Linked DNA regions of Homo sapiens: region 1 is linked to region 2. The links are chromatin loops, found by intact Hi-C in ENCODE. Cell type or tissue: sigmoid colon. All regions are shown on one strand. Each heading gives the region's core, and the rest is flanking DNA. Links, peaks and the distances in the headings are about the cores only. Region 1 overlaps PDXDC1 (pyridoxal dependent decarboxylase domain containing 1). Region 2 overlaps PDXDC1 (pyridoxal dependent decarboxylase domain containing 1).

Region 1 (5,303 bases), core at 26-5,025, 45 kb after region 2:
TTGACCTTCCCAGTAGTGGAAGAGGGAGCCCTGCCCTCTTGTCATTGGCCATCTCGTGAGCATTTCTCTGACATTGTGAACATCTTCAGTTTTAGGAACTCGGGGAGAGGATGTGGATCAGCTCGTAGCCTGCATAGAAAGCAAACTGCCAGTGCTGTGCTGTACGCTCCAGTTGCGTGAAGAGTTCAAGCAGGAAGTGGAAGCAACAGCAGGTCTCCTATATGTTGATGACCCTAACTGGTCTGGAATAGGGGTTGTCAGGTAAAGTCTTGGCCTGCCGCTTGATGTTGGAGACTTTTCTGTATAAAGAACATGAGTGGGTCATTTTCTGAACCACCTTAGAAATCCAAGATGAACGTGTAGTCACAATATGCTTAACGAAAATGCAACTCGGTTTTCTGGGCATTTACAAAAGCACAGTGCAAGCAGGCAATTTGGCCAGCGTGGCGCTCAGGGAGGGGAGTTGCTGAATGTTCTGTCTGTAGGTGCCGACTCTCAGCTACCTAGGAGAAGATGCCAACAGGTATATATCACTCACTGAGAATGGTTACTATCCAGGGCATATAGAGAATTGCAAATCAGTAAGAAAAAGAACCCAGCTCTCGGGGAGAGAACTGGGTGCAGTCCTATGGCTGCTTTCTCGCCTTCAGAGGTGAGGCAAACCTCTTTTTGTATTGCCCATGAGACTTCCAGACCTTGTATGGAACTAAAGACTTAGGCTTTCAGCTGGGCACGGTGGCTCATGCCTGTAATCCCAGCACTTTGGGAGGCCAACAGGAGCATAGATGACTTGAGGCCAGGAGCTTGAGTCCAGCCTGGACAACATGGCGAAACCCCATCTCTAGAAAAAATACAAAAATTAGCCAGAGGTGGTGGTGCACACCTGTAGTCCCAGCTACTCGGGAAGCTTAGATGGAAGGATCAACTGAGCCCAGGAGGTGGAGGTTGCAGTGAGCCAAGATCATGCCACTGCACCCCAGCCTGGGCCACCAAGTGAGACCCTGCTTTAAAAAAAAAAAAAAAAGGCTTTCCTGTGACTTTCTCTTTACTCCTGGCACACTTCCAGAAAGTTTGTGGTCTGGAGACACTCGCAGTAGCTCTTTTGCCCACTGGTTCCACTGCATTGTCTTGCTAATATTTAGAGGTTTCTAATCCTGTATCAGAAGAGACATTTGATCTTTTAAGCTGAAATGCTGTGGTTTGATGTTGTTTTAGGTATGAACATGCTAATGATGATAAGAGCAGTTTGAAATCAGATCCCGAAGGGGAAAACATCCATGCTGGACTCCTGAAGAAGTTAAATGAACTGGAATCTGACCTAACCTTTAAAATAGGTAACTGCTTACTTTGTAAGTCAGCTGTGGGGTTTGGAAGGACACTTGGTAACCGGCTTTGAAGACGACGGCTCATCCCTTAGCGGGCTAGCGCCTCTCGGGCTGGGTTCCAGGCGAAGATGCGGTTCTGAGACCTCCCTCCCCTTCTGCAGCCTTGCCAGGCCTTTCTCTCCGCCCTTAGAATCTCCATGGAGGAGACCCCTTTGTGTGTGGTCAGGACCCTGAACAGGAGAGTAGGTCCACGTCTCACCCATGACAGAGGACTGAGAAACTCAAGTTTGTCTCGTTACCTTTGCAGGCCCTGAGTATAAGAGCATGAAGAGCTGCCTTTATGTCGGCATGGCGAGCGACAACGTCGATGCTGCTGAGCTCGTGGAGACCATTGCGGCCACAGCCCGGGAGATAGAGGAGAACTCGAGGGTCCGTAGCACCCATCAGTGTTCATTCCTCTTCTGAGTTTTGTCCCACCAAACAGCAGGGGCCACGAGGAAAGCAGCTGCCCTTGGGATGTCTGTTCGTTGTCTCTCAAAGTCTGTCAATGTTTCCTGTAAGCTGGGCCTTGTGCCAGGTGTCAGAGATGCCAAGTAGGTTTGACACAGCCCATGCCCCAGTGATCTCACAAGCTCAGGGGGAAAGATCCACATAGCCACGCTGTGTAGTAACCCTGCCTTAGAGAAGAGGGCGGGTAGCTGGACACTCAGGCAGACACATTCACCCCTGCCACCAAGGTCAGGGAGGACTTCTGCTCTGGAGCTGTGTCCTGAGGGTGAATGAAATGGGCTGTTGTATGTGTGGTTCCCCCTACACCCCTTCCCTATAGCACTTCCCACCAGGAATAGACCTACTGCTGTGGGTCCCTTAGCATGGAGGACCAGGATACAAGGCTGATAAGGTATCCTCCAAACAGATGATTACTTCCCTAAAAATCACTCAAAAGGAGAGAAGAGGGACCAAGGTAAGACTGCTCTGAAAGGAGAGAGACACGAGCCATTGGACATGCGGCCGAGAAGCCAGCTTCATTCCTTTCTGGGTGGACTCCTTAAGGTTTCTTTCCAGCCTGACTTTATGACTTCTCTGTTTTCAAGAATACGTAGCAAATGAGGCTGGTCACCAAGGTGTGTCTGCCTAGGCCTCTATGAGCATGTTATCTGCTTGTCTTTGAGTTTCTGTTCGTTTTACGCCGGCTTTTCAATGCAGGATTTCATTGACCTGCTTTTGAAAAATTCCCTCAGTGCTGTGTTACTAGCTCTTCTGGGCCCCAGGTGAGAACCTTAAACAAGTAATGTCTTTCTTGGTCTTGCCACAGCTTCTGGAAAACATGACAGAAGTGGTTCGGAAAGGCATTCAGGAAGCTCAAGTGGAGCTGCAGAAGGCAAGTGAAGAACGGCTTCTGGAAGAGGTGAGGCCCCCGATGGGCAGCAGGCTGGGGGAGCCGCCGTGAGGCCAGGTGGCCCTGAACTCTGGTCCTGTCTTGCAGGGGGTGTTGCGGCAGATCCCTGTAGTGGGCTCCGTGCTGAATTGGTTTTCTCCGGTCCAGGCTTTACAGAAGGGAAGAACTTTTAACTTGACAGCAGGTAGGACGGCATAGCCTCTTCCCAGGTCTTGCTGACCTTGGGAGGTTTCACCAAATGCCCTTGGGTCCCAACACTTCCCACTGAGAATCCCGCCCTGGTTCCCGTTCTTCATCACTGGGTGTGGGCCGGACATCTGAGGAGACAAGTTCTGGTGTGCCCTGTCCTCCTCCCCACCGCACCCTGGCGGCTGAAACAGCAAGGAAGCAGCTACCCACTCTCCACAGCTGTCACCACCGCAAGGCCATGAGGACACGCCCACTCAGCCGTGCAGACTCTCAGGGTGCTGTGTCTTGGGCATTTTGGTTCAGGGTTAATACTTCTTGTCTTCATGTGTGTTCTGCCCCAGCAGAGGACAGCTTTTGCAAGTGGCAATGCAGAGACTGAAGCATGGAGTGCTGGCACGGTTTATTTTGAACCAGGCAGCCAGCAAGCGTTTCAGCCGCTGGAATGTGGGGAGGGTGTTAACAGTCCGTGACTCCTTTCCTGTTCTACCAAGGAAATAATTTCCTACACTCGAGCCCCTTCCTTCATTCTTTCCCAGGAAACGATGACTCCATTGTCATGAAAGCAAAAGATAATCTGATTTCTAATCTGCCAAGCCTTAGCCTTCAGCAAAAAGGCACCCACTTCTTGTGGCTACAGTACGTTTCCCTGTTGGGCCTGGCTCCCTGGGTGTGCTTACGCCATACTGCTGGCGGATGCTGGCGGTACTGGCCCTGTGAGGTGGCTTTCTCTAGCTCACGGCACATTCATAAGTGCCCTTCTCTCCACCAGTCTGTGGCAGGCTCAGTGGCTGGAAGGAGGTTATTGGGGAGCAAGGCTGTGTGAGGGCAGGTGGTGTCTTCAAGGGCAGCCTGTGCCTGTAGCTTCTACCCAGCCCTCTCCTCTCCCGCAGGCTCTCTGGAGTCCACAGAACCCATATATGTCTACAAAGCACAAGGTGCAGGAGTCACGCTGCCTCCAACGCCCTCGGGCAGTCGCACCAAGCAGAGGCTTCCAGGTAAGTGACGCCTCTGCACCGAGTTCAGGTAACAGGTTTCCCCTGTTGACTGTTACTTGCGTTTGTTTTCTGGGTTCTTGAACTCCAGAGGTCTATTTCTCTTAAGACCAACTACTACCATCTCTTTAACCATCTTGGTAGCCGTGGGATTCAGCCTTGAAGAAATCCCACGGTAGTGCGCTAAGGGGAAGTTGGGGTCTTGAAAGATGACATTGTCACTGTGGTGTTTACCCTCCTGGGCGTTTCCTAATGAAGATGACCTTAGAGTTCCCCGGCCTGGGGAGCATGTTGGTGTCAAGCTAGCAGCTCTCGGTTTTCTCATCTCCTAAAACACCTCAGAGCCAGTAAAGGTTTCTGCTGAAGCTGTGTTGTGAAATAAAGCAATTATCTGTTGCAGAGACAGCCTGTGTTGCAGAAGTATCCTCACTGAGTTTCAGCGCAGTCTGTCTGCCCTTTCTGTAGGCCAGAAGCCTTTTAAAAGGTCCCTGCGAGGTTCAGATGCTTTGAGTGAGACCAGCTCAGTCAGTCACATTGAAGACTTAGAAAAGGTGGAGCGCCTATCCAGTGGGCCGGAGCAGATCACCCTCGAGGCCAGCAGCACTGAGGGACACCCAGGGGCTCCCAGCCCTCAGCACACCGACCAGACCGAGGCCTTCCAGAAAGGGGTCCCACACCCAGAAGATGACCACTCACAGGTAGAAGGACCGGAGAGCTTAAGATGAGACTCATTGTGTGGTTTGAGACTGTACTGAGTATTGTTTCAGGGAAGATGAAGTTCTATTGGAAATGTGAACTGTGCCACATACTAATATAAATTACTGTTGTTTGTGCTTCACTGGGATTTTGGCACAAATATGTGCCTGAAAGGTAGGCTTTCTAGGAGGGGAGTCAGCTTGTCTAACTTCATGTACATGTAGAACCACGTTTGCTGTCCTACTACGACTTTTCCCTAAGTTACCATAAACACATTTTATTCACAAAAAACACTTCGAATTTCAAGTGTCTACCAGTAGCACCCTTGCTCTTTCTAAACATAAGCCTAAGTATATGAGGTTGCCCGTGGCAACTTTTTGGTAAAACAGCTTTTCATTAGCACTCTCCAGGTTCTCTGCAACACTTCACAGAGGCGAGACTGGCTGTATCCTTTGCTGTCGGTCTTTAGTACGATCAAGTTGCAATATACAGTGGGACTGCTAGACTTGAAGGAGAGCAGTGATTGTGGGATTGTAAATAAGAGCATCAGAAGCCCTCCCCAGCTACTGCTCTTCGTGGAGACTTAGTAAGGACTGTGTCTACTTGAGCTGTGGCAAGGCTGCTGTCTGGGACTGTCCTCTGCCACAAGGCCATTTCTCCCATTATATACCGTTTGTAAAGAGAAACTGTAAAGTCTCCTCC
Region 2 (5,428 bases), core at 312-5,311:
TGAGATCAGCCTGGGTGACATAGTAGGACCATGTCTCTCCAAAAAATTTTTAAAAATTAGCTAAGTGTGGTGGCATGTGCCTGTAGCCATGTCTGCTCAGGGGGCTGAGGTTAGAGGATCACTTGAGCCCAGGAACTCAAGGCTGCAGCCAGCTATGATCACGCCACTGTGACAGCCTGGACAATAGAGCGAGGTCATGTCTCAAAAAAAAAAAAAGTTTGTAAAAAATGCTCACGAAGGTATGAATAGTAGGGCTTGTTTTATAAAATGAGCTAACTATTAAAGTCTCAGTTCTGGCTGGGTGCAGAGGCTCACGCCTGTAATCCCAGCACTTTGGGAGGCCAAGGCAGGCAGATTATCTGAGGGCAGGAGTTTGACCCGGCCAACATGGTAAGATCCCGTCTCTACTAAAAATACAAAAAAATTAGCTGGGCGTGATGGCGGGCACCTGGAATCCCAGCTACTCAGGAGGCTGAGGCAGCAGAATCACTTGAACCCGGGAGGCGGAGGTTGCAGTGAGCCGAGATCAAGCCACTGCACTCCAGCCTGGGAGACAGAATGAGACTGCATCTCGAAAAAAGTCTCAGTTCTGTGACAGTGAGCATGCAATTGAATGGCTCTTCTTAGGAAAGGAGAATTAAATCATACCTATCATGCAACTGTGTTAGATAAAATTGTAGCAAAAATATTGAACCCACGTCATTTATACAACAGAATTAACTGTACTTGAAATATAATTTATGAATTTGTAGAGAGGTAAAACTGTGTCTAAATTCTCAGCAATTAGTATCTATCAGAAAATGTGCATGTAGATATACCCACTCTGTAAATGCTTTGTTGCACTTTTTTTGGTTTTGGGATTTTTGTTTGAGACAGAGTCTTGCTCTGCTGCCCAGGCTAGAGTGCAGTGGCGCGTTCTTGGCTAACTGCAAGCTCCGCCTCCCAGGTTCGAGTGATTCTTGTGCCTCAGCCTCCTGAGTAGCTGGGACTACAGGCGCACACCGCCACGTCCAGCTAATATTTGTATTTTTAGTAGAGACGGGGTTTCACCATGTTGGCCAGGCTGGTCTCAAACTCTTGACATTGGGTGATCTGCCCTGCTTTGGCCTCCCAAAGTGCTGGTTTTACAGGTGTGAGCCACCATGCGTGGCCATGCTTTCACTCTTAAAAATGCTTGGGTTTAAGAGTTGGTGGAAAAAGGAAAAAAAAAAAATGCCCTGATCTGGATGATGAGTTTACGGCCATCTGGTTGAGACTGTTGTAAAGTAGAAATTTTCCCTGTAAAGTGTCACTTTCTTCCCAGGTGAAAACATTAATCAAGCAAGGATAATCTTTAAAATTAAACCTTAGTTCTAAATATGATTTTTGAGTACAAGCTTTTTTAAAGTGTTGAGTTGCTTCATTTACTTACTTGATAAAATTGAGAAGCAGTATTGCCCAGTGGTTAAGAGCACTGGTCCTAGAATTTTACTTAGTTTTAAATTCTGGCTCTAAAATGTACTATGATTTGGGGCTTGTGAGGAAGTAATGTGTGTAGAGGCGTTAATTATTAGCACAATGCCTGGAATATAGTAAGCAACCCAGTAAGTATTAGTAATTATAAGGATCATAAATCTGATTGAATATTTACTCTGTGTCTGACCCTGCACTCAGTGCTAAGGGATTCAGAAATTATTTGACATTCTTCCGAGGAACTTGACATAGAATACTGTTTTTCCTTTGTTTTTTTGTTTTTTGAGATGGAATTTTGCTGTCGCCTAGGCTGGAGTGCAGTGGCACCATCTCTGCTCACTGCAGCCTCCGCCTCCCAGGTTCAAGCAGTTCTCCTGCCTCAGTCTCCCGAATAGCTGGGATTACAGGCACCCCCCACCACGCCTGGCTAATTTCTGTATTTTTAGTAGAGACGGGGTTTTGCTATGTTGGCCAGGCTGGTCTCAAGCACCTGGCCTCAGGTGATCCACCAACCTTGGTCTCCCAAAGTGCTGGGATTACAGGTGTGAGCCACTGCGCCTGGCCTGTTTTTTTTTTCTGCCAACATTATCAAACATTTTCCTATGTACTAACTAATAGACATCTTTATACATCTTTATACAATTCTTTTTTTTTTTTTTTTTTTGCCATACAGGTTCATTTTATTGAGTGGAAAGCTTACAAAAGGTCCACTGGCCCCTTCCCTCCCCACGTGACACTCATTCCTTCCAATGCAAACTCTGGTGTATCCACACTCGCTTCTGCGTCACTGGTTTCCCCCAACAAGGCACAAAGGGCGGGTGCTTCCAAAGGATCCCTTGCTCCTGGCAGTGGGACTTTCAGTGCTGGGTGTCTTGTGCAAATGGTGGCTGAAAGCAGGACTGTTAGTTCACTCAGACACTGGGATCTTCCTTACTCCTGCAGAGGGGCTTGGCTCCAGGCCCACAGTACTCGTTGTAGATGAGCTTGAAGAGGAAGAGGTGGAAGAGGGTGATGAGGGAGGCCAAGCTGAACCAGAAGAGGAAGGGCAGCCCGGGGTCCTGCTGAGCCATGTGCTCATCATGGGCCAGGATGGCCTTGAGGTGCAGCGTGTGCCGCAGGTCCTGCAGGTGTGTGAGGTCGGTGGAGATGTAGAGCAGTGGCGTGATGGGCTGTGTCACCATGACCGAGAAGGTGTGGCCCGTGGGCGCCGAGGTCAGCTCCACTGGCTCGTCCAGGCAGCCTGCCTTGCAGGCATAGATCTTGACAGGCTGGCCACGGGACTCCACGGACTCGTGTAGGTAGGGCTTGCCCTCGGCATCCGCCAGCACGGCCAGGTTGATATGGTCGTTCTTGTAGCGGATGCCATGCAATGCATAGCTGTTCTGCAGCACGTCGGGGTCGGCCTGGAACTGGAGGTGGTTCTCTGTGAACTGCAGCCCCCCGAAGCTGAGCACCATGCCCTGCAGGATGCCTGGGGCACCCACCTTCACCAGCCCCTTGCAGCCACTCTTCTGGAGGGTCAGCCTCCACAGGTCAGAGAGCTGCAGGATCTGCTGGACGGAGGACAGCAGCCCCGGCCACAGGTTCTCGGCGTGCATGGTGGCGTGCCCGCTGAAGCGGTGATCTTCATAGTTGAGCGTCGACTCCATCTGGTCTCGCTCCCTGTGGCTCAGGGAGGGGCTGAGCAGCGGGGCTGGCGAGCAGGAGAGCATGTAATAGAGCGTCAGGTTCACGGTGAGGCCAGACGGCCTGTGGGTGTCAGTGATCTTCATTTCCACTCCTGGGCTGAAGAGCTGAGCCCAGAGGAGCTGGTGGTCTTGAAGCAGCTCCGCCGCTGGCATCTCCAAGAGCTCCAGCATTTCCTTCCGTGCCAAGTCCTGCAGCGCCTTGAGCTCCTTGGCTGCTTTGCTTTTGGGCACCTGGGGGATAATGGGGCCAGAGACGTGCACCACCCACAGCACCGTCTCATCCAGCTGCGTCTTGGGAGCCACTTGGAGGCGGTTCACCAGCTTCTTGGCGGCCACCACCACCAGGTGCACCAACCCAGTGGGCGTAGGCGGGGACCGGCCTGAGTAGAGGAGGAACTGATGGTCTCCGACCTTCTCCAGGGTACTGGTGAAGGCCTTGGGGGCTGGGCCGGCAGTGGGCCCCACAGTCTGCAGCGCGGTCACGCGCTCCGTGGGGTTGTTGAGCTGGATGCGCTGCAGGTAGACGTGGGGTCGGCCCCTGTGCGCCAGAAAGCCCTCTTGCAGCAGCACGCAGTCGCGGCCGGACCCCGCGGCAAGGCCAGAGACGGAGGCGGGCCCGGGGCCGGCGGCCACGGGGCCAGGACCTGGGGACCCCAGCTGCAGGCAACGCACGCGGCGCAGCAGCCCCTCCCGCAGCAGCAGCACCGCCTCTCCAGCTTCAGCCAGCGCGCTCAGCGGGCGCAGCTGCACGAAGGGCACAAAGTCCGGCGCCACGGCGGGCTCCCGCTCCCCGGGAGTCACCCACAGCCGATTGGCAGCCACGTCCAGGGCCAGGAAGCCGTTGGCCACCAGGGCCGGCACTCCAGGGCCCAGCGGTACCGCCTCGCCGCGCTCCCGCAGGCCGCGCCAGGCGCGGGTGGCCGCCTCCAGGCAGGCAGACGGCTCGGTGGCGCCCGGCTCACCCCAGGACCAGGGAAGCAGGTGCAGGCCGCCCGCCGCCCGCTGCGCGCCGGACCCCCCAAACCACAGAAGCAGCAGTAGGAGGCCAAGCAGGCAGAGGAGGCGGCGGGCCCAGCTGCTCGACAGCAGTCCCGGCAGCCCCTTGAGCCCCTGCTGTAGCCACATCGGGCCGCCAGGCGCGGGCAAGGGCGCGAGGGCGGCCGCCGGGCCCGCCGCCCAGCCCACCGGCCCGGCCGCCCGTGCCTCACTGCCCGGCCCAGACCGCGGCGCCCACCCCGGCCCCCGCCGCAACCGCCGCAGCAGCCGCCATCGCTGCTTCCTCCTCCTTCTCCTACAATTTAATTCTTCATTTAGGTTTGTGTCTGGCTGTTGCCCTGGTGTTGTTTATTAATGTTGATCATACAGCTATTTTGGCATTGCCCACAGCTATTGAGGATAAGAAATGTGATGAAGAAAGTGGTAGCTGCCCCCAGTAGAAGCTTATGAAGACGCTGTTTTTAGTTTTAAGGGATCAGTTAATCTACAACTTTTCATAGAGCATTCATTGGTTTAGATCTTAATATTATCCTGAAACTGGATAATACTTTATATTTTGAATTATCCAATTAATGCAACAAACACGTGAGGGTCTATGGCATTGGAGTCATTGTTCACATTTATTCACCCAAACTTAACTATCAGTGCTGCTTTTCCTACCCACCCACTCCCCCCTGGGCTTACTCCCTGAAGAGCAAGAATGATTTATTTATTTTTATTTAATTTTTTGAGACAATCTTGGTCTGGCGCCAAGGCTGAAGTGCAGTGTCGCAATTTCAGCTCGCTGCAGCCTCCGCCTCCTGGGTTCAAGCGATTCTCCTGCCTCAGCCTTCCGAGTACCTAGGACTACAGGCATACGTGACCATGCCCAGCTAATTTTTGTATTTTTAGTAGAGACGGGATTTTGCCGTGTTAGCCAAGCTGGTCTCGAACTCCTGGGCCTCAGGTGATCCGTCAACCTCGGCCTCCCAACGTGCTGGGATTATAGTCGTGAGCCACTGCGCCCGGCCAGCAAGAACAATTTAAACATAAGCCAGTTTACGTTTACGTAAACTGCATGTACACTCCAGAGTCAGAGATTCACCTGGGGATTGTGAATCTGCATTTCCCTCCTGCCTTTCAGTTTAAGCATCTTGTCATTACACGGGATTTTAGTGTTTATAAATGCATGTTCACACAATGTGGCTTCTAAACTATTTTGTGTGTATATATATGTATTATATATGTATATAGATATGTGTGTGTGTGTGTGTGTGTGTGTGTGTGTGTGTGTGTATTTGTTGTTGTCGAGA

The links. A loop is a pair of places that touch in the nucleus more often than their neighbours do. Peaks named below come from ENCODE experiments on the same cell type or tissue, not always from the same donor. Only the 100,000 strongest peaks of a DNase experiment are listed, where the experiment ranks them.
Region 1: it touches region 2 in a loop (1.8-fold over the local background); 6 of 110 quality-filtered maps call a loop at or near these places.

Annotation. Positions count from the first base shown.
Region 1 is chr16:15,031,646-15,036,948 of GRCh38, forward strand. It overlaps PDXDC1 (pyridoxal dependent decarboxylase domain containing 1), which reads left to right. Exons shown (of 23, transcript NM_015027.4): 17 at 90-261; 18 at 1,216-1,334; 19 at 1,633-1,754; 20 at 2,641-2,733; 21 at 2,812-2,908; 22 at 3,804-3,908; 23 at 4,371-5,303. The coding sequence ends at 4,630. Among named protein-coding and RNA genes, the nearest start is that of NTAN1, 22 kb to the right of the region's middle. In sigmoid colon, for the core only: no CTCF peak of the experiment used is centred there; a DNase peak (open chromatin) is centred at 1,906.
Region 2 is chr16:14,985,896-14,991,323 of GRCh38, forward strand. All of the region lies in intron 1 of PDXDC1 (pyridoxal dependent decarboxylase domain containing 1), which reads left to right. It also overlaps the pseudogene LOC728138. Among named protein-coding and RNA genes, the nearest start is that of PDXDC1, 14 kb to the left of the region's middle. In sigmoid colon, for the core only: no CTCF peak of the experiment used is centred there; DNase peaks (open chromatin) are centred at 2,406, 2,870 and 4,151; H3K4me3 peaks cover 537 bases.